Regions from separate parts of the Homo sapiens genome. Here region 1 is linked to region 2. A link is a contact called in ENCODE Hi-C or POLR2A ChIA-PET data. All regions are on one chromosome and are shown on one strand. The core of a region is the stretch at or near the end of the contact, and the rest is flanking DNA. Distances in the headings are between cores, read along the strand shown. Region 1 overlaps UBAC2 (UBA domain containing 2). Region 2 has its middle 68 kb from the start of LINC00456.

Evidence for each region. Hi-C counts contacts between places; a loop is a spot of excess contacts on that map. ChIA-PET counts read pairs that join two places held with the same protein, here RNA polymerase II (POLR2A).
Region 1: a map of sciatic nerve shows a loop between it and region 2 (21-fold over the local background). The contact joins two enhancer-like sites. A Hi-C loop is called at or near these places in 1 of 168 maps with a recorded cell type or tissue (sciatic nerve). POLR2A ChIA-PET finds 5 or more read pairs at or near these places in 1 of 52 experiments (activated T-cell).

The regions. Positions count from the first base shown.
Region 1 is chr13:99,379,181-99,385,445 of GRCh38, forward strand. It overlaps UBAC2 (UBA domain containing 2), which reads left to right. Exons shown (of 9, transcript NM_001144072.2): 9 at 6,048-6,265. The coding sequence ends at 6,155. Among named protein-coding and RNA genes, the nearest start is that of MIR623, 26 kb to the left of the region's middle. RefSeq lists a silencer at 4,155-4,449 and an enhancer at 6,177-6,265. Within about 2 kb of position 5,016, at least 4 of the 41 ENCODE cell types and tissues checked have a DNase peak (open chromatin) inside an H3K27ac peak, as active enhancers do.
Region 2 is chr13:97,108,511-97,114,535 of GRCh38, forward strand. No RefSeq gene overlaps it. Among named protein-coding and RNA genes, the nearest start is that of LINC00456, 68 kb to the right of the region's middle. RefSeq lists a silencer at 1,493-1,672. Within about 2 kb of position 1,526, at least 10 of the 41 ENCODE cell types and tissues checked have a DNase peak (open chromatin) inside an H3K27ac peak, as active enhancers do.

The sequences.
Region 1 (6,265 bases), core at 3,766-6,265, 2.3 Mb after region 2:
CATGCAAGTTTACGCTTATGCATGCCTGCTGCATTAGCACATCCCAGCAAAGTTGTTCTGCCCTTGATGTCCTCAGTTCCTGGAGGGGCTGTCTCATTAGCTGTAGTTGTGTCTTTCTGGAGCAATAAAACCAAAACAGTGATGTTCCATCAGCATTATAGACTTGTTCTGGCATCAGATTTTTGTCAGCAATGACCTTGGCAAACTCACCAATGAATTTCTTTGCTGCTTCATGATGCTTTGTCACCACATTAAAAAATTTGGTTTCATGTTTTTTCTTAAATTTCTGCAGCCAACATGTTGAATATTCATAGTTCCTTTTCATTTTCAGTTCCTCATCCTGATAGATCCTTGCTTGTTTCCTGACCCACATAGCATTAAGTGGCAGGTGTTCACTGCAACACCAAGGGATCCATCCTCGGTACATGATCAGGATCTTCATTTTTAGCTTTATGCAGTGTTTCTCTATTTTTCATTAATTTCTGTTTATCACTTTTAGCACAGAACTTCAACAGTTTATCCTTCTGTTTCTTCAGATCCTATATGGTGGTCACTCCAACACCATACTCTCCTGTAAGACGTTTCACACTTACACTGCTCTCCACTTTCTCCAACAGCTTGACTTTCTGTGCTATAGATAAACATAAATCTTTTTCTTATCACTGTTACCCAGAGGGTATCTGCACACCTTTTAGATATTTTAACAACATTTTTATAACACAGAGCAGAAAGTAAGCAAAAAAGCACAGTGAGTGACGCACGTGGGTTTTGGCCCCATGCAGGTCATTGTGGGGAACCTGCCCACTGGCATGTGCTTGCGTGGGGGAGTCGGGGCATGTGCAGAAAAGGCATGTCACAGCTGAAGGAGGGTGAGAGGGTCTCTTTTCCCTTGGAGACACTGAATAAACTACATGTTGTGGCCTGCATTTTGACTGCAGCCCATCACATGAGGTCAGGTGTGGAACTTGCCATTTGTACTGCCATGTTGGTACTCAAAAAGTTTCAAATTCTGGAGCATTTTCGATTTTGAATTTTCAGATTAGGAATGCTTAACGTGTGTTTTGCTTACCTGACTGCACGTCTGCGCAGGCCTCAATTTCGTCTTTCTGTAATTTGAGCACAGGAGTTGATGCTTCACATGCCGAGTAAGCTTTCCCAGGAGAGACCGTAATGAGATGTGTGGGGACTGGGCGTGCTGGGCTTCTCTGAGCAGAGGAATAGTGAGAGCCACAGCAGTAATTGTTAGTGTCCACCAAAGAGCCCTACAGACAACTGTTCTCTGTGCTGCTAGTTTTTGCTCCAGTTCTTACTGTCTATATGGTGAACCTCTGAAACTACATAAAGAAAGGACAGCAGGGGCCACTTGGCTAACTTGCACGGCTGTGAGCACTGCACTGCACCCCTCCACTGGGGAGTATTGGGTAAGCACCCATCGGAACACCTATCCCCTGACCCTTCTCGTCCTTGCTGGCTGGTTGTCATCGCATACCCAAGCCCAAGCATGCAGTTTCAGTTTGCCATGGATGTTTAGTTTTGGACACTATGGGAAACCTTCAGGTGCCCTTTCTTAGTGTAATTGTTTATTCTTTTTAAAGAACTGTGCTAACATTATTGCTACTTAGCAATAGTTTTTAATCTGGTGAAAATAACAGGTCAGTGGGCAGTGAAAGTTCTCCTGTCACACTTGTCTTCTCACCCATAAAAATCACTTAAAGCTCTGAAGCCAGCTTTGGCTAAAGGGGCATGATCTGCCCCGCAGAGGATGAAGAGCGAGCCCGCTGCAAGCTGTGACAGCAGACGCTCTCTTCTGCCAAGACCTGTGAAAAGCCAGTCTTAGTTGTCAAAACCAGCACCGCGGCACATGTCGTTCATGTCTGAGAGAATGAACTCAGAAGGAAGTCTCGTGTACATAGAAAGCTTTCGTTCTTACTCTAGGATGTCACCTACGTGACTTACAACCCAGCCCAGCCATCCCAGACCTAAGGGGTTCTTCCCTCTCCAGGGCAGGGCCTGCATGCAGTCCATGCTGCTGCCCTGTGTTGGTGACCTGTGTGTAGCCAGCCCATTATCAGCATCCTGTGGATTCCAAACCAAATGTATCATCAGTGGAGGGAGAGCTCAAGTGCCAGGTGGAGCTGTGGCCTAAAGTCACACTTCATCACTCCAGATTATGAATCGTCATTTGCCAGATCTCCAAATTGCTGAGTGTGGACAGCAAATGGATTCGTTTGTGCTGGCTGGGTGCAAAGAAGCAGCCAGTCCTCAGCTGCACTTGAAGTACTACAGGTAGTAGTAAAGGTAGCTTTTCCAAGCCGTTTAAATAAACGTCATTAAGAGTGGCCAAGTTGTTTGGGGGCCATGGCATCATGGTGGTGGATAGTAGGTGGAAGGAAGGCAGGCCAGCTCCCGTTTGGCCTGAGTTATCTCCACCAATGACAATGGTCCTTAACTGGAGGGAACATCATACAGGTTATTTCCACCCAAGATTGGAAAGACCACCTTGATCAGAGAGAGTTTTCCTTCCACATGACACATATCCAGCCTGAGTCCTCCAGCCCCTCTCCCTGCACAACCTGATGGAGGCTTGAGAAAGCACAGGGAGGAACACTTAGCTTGAAAATGTTCCTAAGGAAAAGGAAAGTGTGAATTCTGAGAACCAAGTGGCAGAATTGAAGTTTCACATCTGGCAAAAGCTTAAACAGATTATTATCAAATAGATGGTTTGTGAACGTTGAAAAGACAGCTGTGGTCTAGGACACCAAACCAATCCTGTTGGCAAGAGATCACCAAGACCTTTGACAACATCTCATCAGCTTATGAGAGATGTTGGTGACATGCAGAATGGATAATGATAGTGCAATGAAGTGGGTTTGAAACTGATTAAAAATGTTGATTAACCCCTTGAACACAGAGTTCTGGGCTCTTTGACCTGACGTGTTTGACATTTTCATCAATAATAACTTGAACAAAGTTGTAGAGGTTTACTAATCAAATTTAGGCATGATACAAGTTTGAGGGAGATGATTAACAGTAGATAACAAAATGAGAATTGAAAATAATTCATTTTGGTTGACTGGAAAATGATCAGATGGAATTTAACAGAGATATGTAGAGTCCTAGACTTAAAAGGTCAGGTAGGATTTGAGAGACCTGACTTGACAGCATTTTATGTGAAAATTCCTGAGTGTTTTCAGCAGGCCCAGCTTAACTGGCCACACCAGTGATGCAGCTCCTTACACAAGTGCATGCACAGGCACACACAACACATATGCACACTACTAATGCATTCCTCTGCTCTCATTGAAGCTAAGGGCCCAGACTGTTGGAGGGCAGTGGCCTCACTGCCCTGGTGAGACCACACCCGTGGTGTCACACTCAGTTCTGGGCGCGGTGTTCTGAGACGGTGTGCACAAATGGGAGGGGATGGGCTGAAAGGAACTGGATCCTGAAACACAGGAATGAGCAAAGGCAGCCACAGCCCTCATACTGGGAGTTCACAGTGGTGGGGAGAAGCTATCACCCCACAGACACAGCTGCAGGGAGCCCAGGACAGAAGGCAGTGGGGCAATGAGGACTTCGCTCTGGGGGCCTTCTAGTCTGGGAGACATGGAAAAAGGCAGGGGCCCCAAGACCCACCAGGGGAAGAGGAGTCATCAGGCTCAGGGCAGAGGGCAGAGACAGCAACACAGCAGAACAAGCCACGGTACCCACAGGCCTGGGTGGGGGCCGAGAAAAGCCAGTGGGTTGAGGGAGGAAGGAGAGGGCTGTCACACCCGCAAAGTGCTTTATGTAGGAAAAGAGAATAGGGTTGTTCTCGGTTACTTCAAAGGGCAAAATCAAGAGCTGTGGCATTGTGTGGATGGCAGCTTGTGAGGGGCAGAACACCAGGGTGGCAGCATTCTCAGCCACCTGGCAGTGAGGCCAGGGCACTCAGCCACAGCTGATGTGCATATGATGCATTAGTAGTGTGCATGTGTGTGTGTGTGCCTGTGCACGCTCTTGTGTAAGGAGCTGCATCACTGGTGTGGCCAGTTAAGCTGGGCCTGCTGAAAACACTCAGGAATTTTCACATAAAATGCTCTCGAGTCAGGTCTCTCAAATCCTGCCTGACCTTTTAAGTCTAGGACAGTACATATCTCTGTTAAATTCCATCTGATCATTTTCCAGCCAACCAAATGAATTCTTTTCAATTCTAGTTTTGTTAGCTACTGTTTTTTGTTTTTTGTTTTTTTTATCTACGACACTCTCTCCTCTGGTGGGAAAACAAACTAGAAGGTTTCTGCCTTTGCTCTACGCTGTCCACCAGCCCTGGGCAGCTGAGCATGAATCACCTGAGGGCGCCATAGTGTCCCAGGTGCTGGGCATCTTGCTGCTCCAGGACAGCCCTCCCCACCGCAAGGCATTTGGAAGACACCTGGCAGCCCTTCTTGGCTTCCTAGCCAGGGCTGTGCGTCAGTCCCCGTGCTAAGGGTTGAAAGCAACGTTCCGGGGAGGAGCACGCTCACTGCGTGCATTTGTAAGCCTAGTCCTCACCCACTGAGTGGTCCCATGACATGGGCGGCACCCCCCGTTTGGAAAAGCCCTGGCTGGACTCCAGCTTCTGAGCAGTGTCCACTGCGTGTCCCTGTTGGCCCTCAACTCTTCCCTAAGGCTTTTGGGGGAGGAGGGTCTGGGTGTCTGGGCCTGGGTGGTCACTGGGAGGTTCCCTCCCCCACCTGCCTCTCTACTCTCTGCACCTTCTTCCTCACCTTGCTGAGTCCTTAGGTTAATTTTGCTCAGAATATCCAGAGTTAGCCACTAGGCTGCGGGTGAAGTGGGATAGAGAGGAAGAACAGCAGGCTTTCTGGAGCCACATGCCCAGGCCCATGCCCGGCCCCTCCTCCAGCCACCCCATGCCATAGTCCCCATTCACACCCACTGAGTCCCCTGAGCAGAGGAAGGGGTGGTGATACTGGGCCCCTTCTCTTTCCACCATGTAGCACCAAGTAGCTCGCTCTCTTTCGGAAAGAAAAATTGGAAACTCTGACTAAGTCCTCAGGTGAACCCACAAAAGCCTCTTTAATGCGCAAGTGGCTAAAAAACTCAACATGTACAAGACTGTTGACTTTGATGAGGTGTTACTGCAAGTGCAGTTTATTTTAATATAAGTACAAAAAAAATGTATTCCTGTGGCAATCTGGGGCCATGAATATTTTTGTAATATATTCTTAATTGGGAAAAAAGGTTGCAAATAAGCTTTAGTAACATTGCCAATTTCAATACTGGAGACTGCCTGTAGAGAAAAGTACAGGAAATCTCCGTATTCACAGAATCAGGATTTGTGGTCAAAAACAATGCATGCTTGTTCCTCCCTGCTTCTGGTGGCTTTCACTGCCTCCTTCCTCAGTTGCTGCCCCAGGCTCAGCCCCACTTTGCTGCCTGCGTAAGCCCCAGGCTGCAAGTGGCACAGCTGTCAAAGTAGTCTGAGCACCCAAAGGCAGGCAGTTCTGTGGCAGTGACGCCAGGAGTGCGATGCCAGGGCCGAGCATGGCAGTGACGCCAGGAGTGTGATGCCAGGGCTGAGCGTGGCAGTGACGCCAGGAGTGTGATGCCAGGGCTGAGCGTGGCAGTGACGCCAGGAGTGTGATGCCAGGGCCGAGCGTGGCAGTGATGCCAGGAGTGCGATGCCAGGGCTGAGCATGGGTCACCACCATAGGGAATCAAACGACGCTGAGTCGTGTGTCCTCGCAGTGAGCCTGGGCAGCTCATGCCGACCTGCTTCCAAGGCCTGGTCCCAGTAGGCCACTTTACCCTCAGAAGCCCTGTGTCCTTGTCTGTAGAATGAGGGTTATGTGCGATCATGCATATATATTGGCTACACATAGTGAACATTGAAAAATTTGTACCTGGTATAACTTTTAAGTATCAGATTCCATATTGAAATGAAAATTGGTTTTTTTGTAAACAGTTTTGACCTTTGCCACAAGGCTCACATGAAGAACATTTGGGGCCCAGGGATAAGCGGCAATGTCAGCGCCCTCAGGTTTCTGCGTTTTCTCTGCCTGCAGGTCGCCCGGCTCATGGAGATGGGATTTTCCAGAGGTGATGCTTTGGAAGCCCTGAGAGCTTCAAACAATGACCTCAATGTCGCCACCAACTTCCTGCTGCAGCACTGATAGTCCCAGGCCAACACTGGGACCGGACCGGCAGCCGAGTGACAGTGCGTGGTCCCCACCATCAGATCAGCCCGGGGACCGAGCATCTCTGGTGCTGATGTTCTTGTGGG
Region 2 (6,025 bases), core at 276-2,775:
CTTAGGTAATGCGAGGTATGGTGTTTCCATGAGACCAGAGTAGCTCTCAAGGTGTGATATTTTTCTAGGGGAAGAGCTCTGGGAAAGGGGCTCATGTATTTTTGGCCCTAGACCTGACTTTTTTTAGCTGGCGAATGTGATAAACAGGCTGAATCCTAACTTTCTGTTGGCTGCCCTGATTCTGCGCTGACTCAGCTTTCTTTGTGGCTTCCTGCCAATGCATGTAAGGTACCATCCAAAGTCTGGGAGAAGATGCTCAGTCATCTTTTTATTGTTTCTAGAGAAATGTCCTTAGTGAACAAATAGCCCTGATTGACAGCCATAAAATAAGAGAATTATATCATATAATGTCTACGGTGCTTTCCAGTGTGTGCATTTTTAAACTTTGAAATTTCCAGTTAAATTGAGAGGGAGAGATGCTTCATAGCCCCACAAGAGGTGGAGAGGGGGAACCTTAAAGTATTTCCTGAGCTGAAGTTTCCAATGAAGCAGAAGCATGTTGTAAGTCAGTATCCAGACTAGACAAGACTAAAGTGTCCACTCTCTTTATATCAGAGAGGAATCAAACTAAAACTTTTTGAGGGAAGGTTCAGATTGAGAGTTAGTCTGCTTAATAAGGGATAAATGACCCCACCAGCTCATTAAGTGGAACCTCAGGGACTCACCCTGGAGAATGTACAAATGTGCATCTCTCTCTCCTGGACCCTGATGAGCATAGGATAAACATGCTTAATTTGTAATATTCCTTTCTCTGCAACATAAATGACGTATCTTGGGCAGGCAAGGCTGACCCTTTGATATATTTCACCCATGGTAGGATCTTTAAAACATGAAAGTTTGTTCAGAGACCACAGCTCTAAGCCTGTAGATCATTTTGGAGAGGATGGAAGCCAGGTAGCCTTTGGCAGGGCCCCTGGCATGCTTGGTGCTGTCTTGCTTGATGAGAAATGTGTGGTTCCACCGCCGGGGGTGGGCGGGGGGATTATCCAACAATTTATTTCTACACAACAACGGCACATGAAAAAAAAAAAAAAAGGCTTGGCTCAGAATGTGAGAGCTGAAATGAACCTTCAGGGTCACCTCCATCAACCCCTCTCTCCGCAAACAAAGAACACCAGGACCCCACACGGCTAAGTGGGTGGGTCCCGCTCCCATAGCTAATTAACGGCAGACTCAGGTATAGAAACCTGGTATCTGTAATCAAAATGGCCCTAATTCAAAACCTGGTCGGGCCACTCAGTAAGCCATGTTCCCCTCGGTAATTTATCCAGTCCCCCCTGAGCCTCACTTTGCTCCGCCACAAAACAAGAATGACCCTCCTTGCTTTTTAGGGCTCCTCTGCAGATTAAATTCATTAGCACCTCGAACGTTGGAAAGACACAATATTTTCTTGCCCTCCCCTCCTCTTATCAGCTTGAATCGATGCGTCATGAACTCAGTGATTTCCTCTTCGCAAGCCTGCTCTGGATGCAGTCTGGTGTTACATAACCGGCTGGCTGAGGACGCAGGTCCCCTGGGCGCTGCCGGCGCGCTGTGACCAGACACGCGGGCGCGGGTGGGGGGTTCCGTCCAGCAGAGGGCGGCAAAGGACGCCCGGCGCGGTCCCACGGCCCTGCGGGCGAGCAGCAAGCTACTGCGTTCCCTTCGGGAAGGCCTAATGAGCTCTTCCTGCACCGTGTTCTTTTCGGTAGAAGCATTTTTCCTGCCTCACTTAAGTGAGTACACAGTGTTTTGGCAACTGCCATGTGTCCATATTTTTTTTTAGTTTTTGCTTTGTTTGGTTCTGGTTTACTTGAGGGGCGCTCATGACATTTGCTAAGCATTTCCACGCTTATGGTCTTCTCGCAGTTTGATGTCTCCAGTGCCCCAAAAGGAGTCATTTTTATTCCCAATTTACAGATGATGACGGCGATATTCAGATAAGTTTAGTGACGTGGCAGAAGCAGATGCCCTTTCTAAACCAAGGAAGGGGCTGGGATGAGGAAGGGGAGGTATTTAATTTGACCGTTTCTGCCTCCTTCTGTCAGACATATTCGACAGGATTTATTCGGTGCTTGAGGTAAGTCAGGTACTTTTGTAAGTGCCTGGGAACATGAAATAAAAAGGAGGTGGCAAGTCTTCAATTTAATTCGAAAGACTGCATAATTTTTTTGACCTCTGAAAGTGGTTTGGGAGGAGGTAGAGGCTGGGTTTCCTGCAGTGTAGACAGGGTCTGTTACACCCGCTCCCTCCCAGAACTGCTGGATCCCAATCTGCAGTTTCACAAGCCCCCAGGTGACTTATCCACACACTTTAAAGTGTGAGATGCGCAGCCCTGGAGGGCACCCAGGAGCTCCATTCAAATATTTGGAAGGCCAATATTTGAAAGAGTAAGTGTATTTGTTTTGTTTTGCTCTAAAAGATAGGTTTAAGTTTAATTAACATAAGCCACAAGAAAACGAGATTTCCAAATCCTGTAATGAACAGGGGATTTGGAGTCGGGCCTTCTCCTAAACCTTACTAGCTTGTTACTAGTTGCCAGGTGAGTTGAAGCTGGAGGGACTTGGCGAAACTTCTTCTCTCTGATTCTTATGACTCCTAAGATGGGAATGTTGTTCTCTAGCCCCCACTGGGTGACTGCTGTTGGCTTTTCCCCATCGAATAAGATAGGAAATTTGAAAGTTGTAATTATTAACTGCCCGGGTCAGAGATAGAGCGCTCTGCTCTGTGAGGTAGTAAGTGGCTCTTCACACATTGAGGGACAGTGCAAATGGAGGTGGGGATGTATATTTGGGGCTCTTATGAAATTCAGTATGGTTGGGGCATGTAGTGGGGATGGAGGTGGAGGTGAAGAATGCGAGAGCTGATGGCACAATTAGGACTAGAACCCAGAAGTTCACTCATTTCATAGTTATTGTGTTAGAAGTAAGAGCAGTCCCCACAATGCCCCACCCTTAGTTTGGCTCCCCCGCTCCCCCCGCCTTACAGACAGGGTCTTGCTCTGATGTCCTGGCTGGAGTGCAGTGGTGCCATCATAGTTCACTGTAGCCTTGAAACCCCCCTGGGCTCAAGGTGTGAGCCACTACACCTGGCCTGACGCCTTAAAACTAATGCTAGATGACATCTGCTTAGTTGGGAGCATCACAGACCACATACCAGGGGTGTCCAATCTTTTGGCTTCCCTGGGCCACACTGGAAGAGGAAGAATTGTTTTGAACTACACATAAAATACACTAACACTAACAATAGCTGACATGTTAAAAAAATAAAACAAACTCATAATGTTTTAAGAAAGTTTAAGTATTTGTGTTGGGCTGCATTCAAAGCTGTCCTGGGCCACATGCCACCCATGGGCTGCAGGTTGGAAAAGCTTGACCTGGATTCTTCTAGCTAATTGTGAGTATAGGAGAAGGCCGTCTGTTTACTGCTTCTGGAGCCCTCTGCGTAAGTGCAATTAGGAACGAGTGGAAACAATGAGGAGGGGAGCATAAGAATAGCTTGGTTGTGACCACTGGAACCCAAAGCAGCACTTGTCTTGTCAGCGCTGTGTTATCAATCAGGAAGGCAGCCGTGGCTTCTCCCGGGAGGCAGGCACCAAGATGAGGAAGCCTGAAGTTCTGGGCCCTGCAGAGTCCTTTCAGTGCAGGGGGGCAGAGAGAAGGAGCGTGAGGAGACCCACATGGGAGGCATGCAGGAGGCCCTCTGTGTATGTCTATGGAATGGGCCCCTCAAGGAGCCGCTAAGCAGCGGGAAACTCCACCCACTGGCTTATTCTCACCCCTGGGCTCCTCCATCCCCTCACCCTTCATAGAGCCCAAAACAAAGACAAAACTTGTGCCAGCTTCAGAAAGGTCAGTTCTGATTTAGACCTTTGGTCTGACTTGAATGGCATCTCTTAAATACTGAGTTAATTAAAGAAAGGGCACAATCTACAGAAACCCATTCTATCAAGTTCTGCCTCAGAGAACGCCCGTTAGCCTGACATAGGATGTTTCCTTAGTGTTGTCGTTGCCTGTTGTTGGGCCCTCCAGACAAGCTCAGCGCCGTAGTCGCTCCATGTTCGAGCTCTGTTTTGTAAGCCATCTAGCATTTTGCTTCCAAGGGTGGAAGGCTGGAGTGGCAGAGGAGCTGAGAAATGTAATATCAGCCAGTGAGGAATGCAGACTGGAACCTGAACCGTCTTTGGTTTACATAGTCTTGGTTGAAATGATGTGGTCATTTATCTCGATGGATGTTTATCCTACTCAAGACAGTTTCTTCCTAAACCAGGGCAAGACTTTCCCCCTCCCCTCCTTTCTCCACTTCTCTTCTTCCATCCCCTCAGCATTGAATCCTTCCAGTGCCCAGGAATTCCTCCAGATCCTATACGTTCCAGAAACAGGCAACCTCCTGCTCATTCAAGGAATGCTGGAATTTAATACTGTCTGTGCCACCTTTTTTTTTGCCCTGAATGACTGAATGAGTGAATGAATGAATGAATCACATAGAAAACACCTTGTCGTTTCAACTTAATTCTGAAAATACATTCAAATGTATTTTTGTGCTTTTTGCTGAGTTTCTACCTGAAACAGATGCCCATCCTTTTCACACCATTGGCAGTTTCGTGTGATTTTATTTTTTCCCTTCCTCAGATTTCCTGGTTACTTTTTTTTTCAAAGCATGAAGCTGTAAAAAGAGTGTGGGATTTGGAACTGGGCTGCCTGCATATTAGTCCCAGACTTGCCCCCGACTCGCTGACAAACCCTGAGCACGCCACTCACCCTGTGAGCCTCAGTTTCCCCACCAGTGAACAGAGACCCAGCCAAGCTCCCGTGAGTTCTGTGAGGATGTACAAAAAAGAGCTTTGAAAAGGTGACATGCAGATGACTCTCTTTCTTTTCTTTTCTTTTCTCTTTCTTTCTTTCTCTCTCTCTCCCTCCCCACCTCCCTCCCTTCCTCCCTCTCTCTCTCTTTCTCGCTCTTTCTTTCTCTTTCTCTCTCTTTCTTTCTTTCTCTTTCTTTCTCCTTTCTTTCTTTTCCTCTACTGTGTCATCTCCATTTGCTTTCTCTAATGTTCTTCTCTTTTCTCTCCTGAAAACTGGCATTTTAAAAACTGTTGCTGTTGCAATGAGTACTTGCCTTTTAAAAATCTTCAAGTTGCTAAGCAGCGTCAGCCCCCCCTTCCCCTTTTGTGCAGCCTGGTTGCCATAGTATCATCTGAGCATGGTAACAAGAGGCAAAGAGCAATCATTTTTCACTAAATAGGGCTGGGCAGACAGATAAACATGCTGCAGTGTTTCCTTACAACCTGTCTCGAGGAAGGGGGGATGCTGCTCTGTAGTACACAACTCTGTTGCTTTCATCAGCCGCTACCTTGGTTTCCTGTTGGCTGAGAGCGGCTCTCCTCACCTGTAGCTCCTGGCATGTCATCCCACCCCTGGCACAGCACTTCCTAAAAAAGGCTTTTGAAGGGATGCTGCTGCTACTCCCTTATTTGTAGCTATTTAGGGCTAAATGCAGACTCAGATCCTTCTCAGATAGTTGCTAAACATAGAACATTGAGTGTGAATCAGTACTGTGACTAAAGTTTCTTGTGTCGTAGCAGGTTTGGAGAAGATAATTAATAAACGTCATCGGAGTGACATCAAAGGGTGTTCTTCAAAAAATGGAAGAGGTTAAGAGAGAGATGAAAATAAAGAACCTACTTGAAATCAAACATGTATTTGAGAAATTTAAATCCAGATTCCTGTTCTTCAGCTCACAAGGTCAGATACATGATTAGCAAGGTTATGAACTGAAGCACGGGGCAGAGTGGGAAGTTTTTCCCCTTGGTCCATGTAGGCAGGGAATGTCCACAGGTATGGGTTGACTCATTAAAATACTGAGACATTTCCCTCTGCATTGGTGCTGCTCTAGCGCACAGTGTCCTCTTAGTGCCCGGCCACCCTCACTCCAACCCCAGGACCCTAGGGGGTCCCCACAACCCACTGTCAAAGGGTTAAGGCTGGCACAGCATGGGGTTCTCCAGGAGCCTGCAATACCCCCACCCCAGCCCCTAGATCTGAGG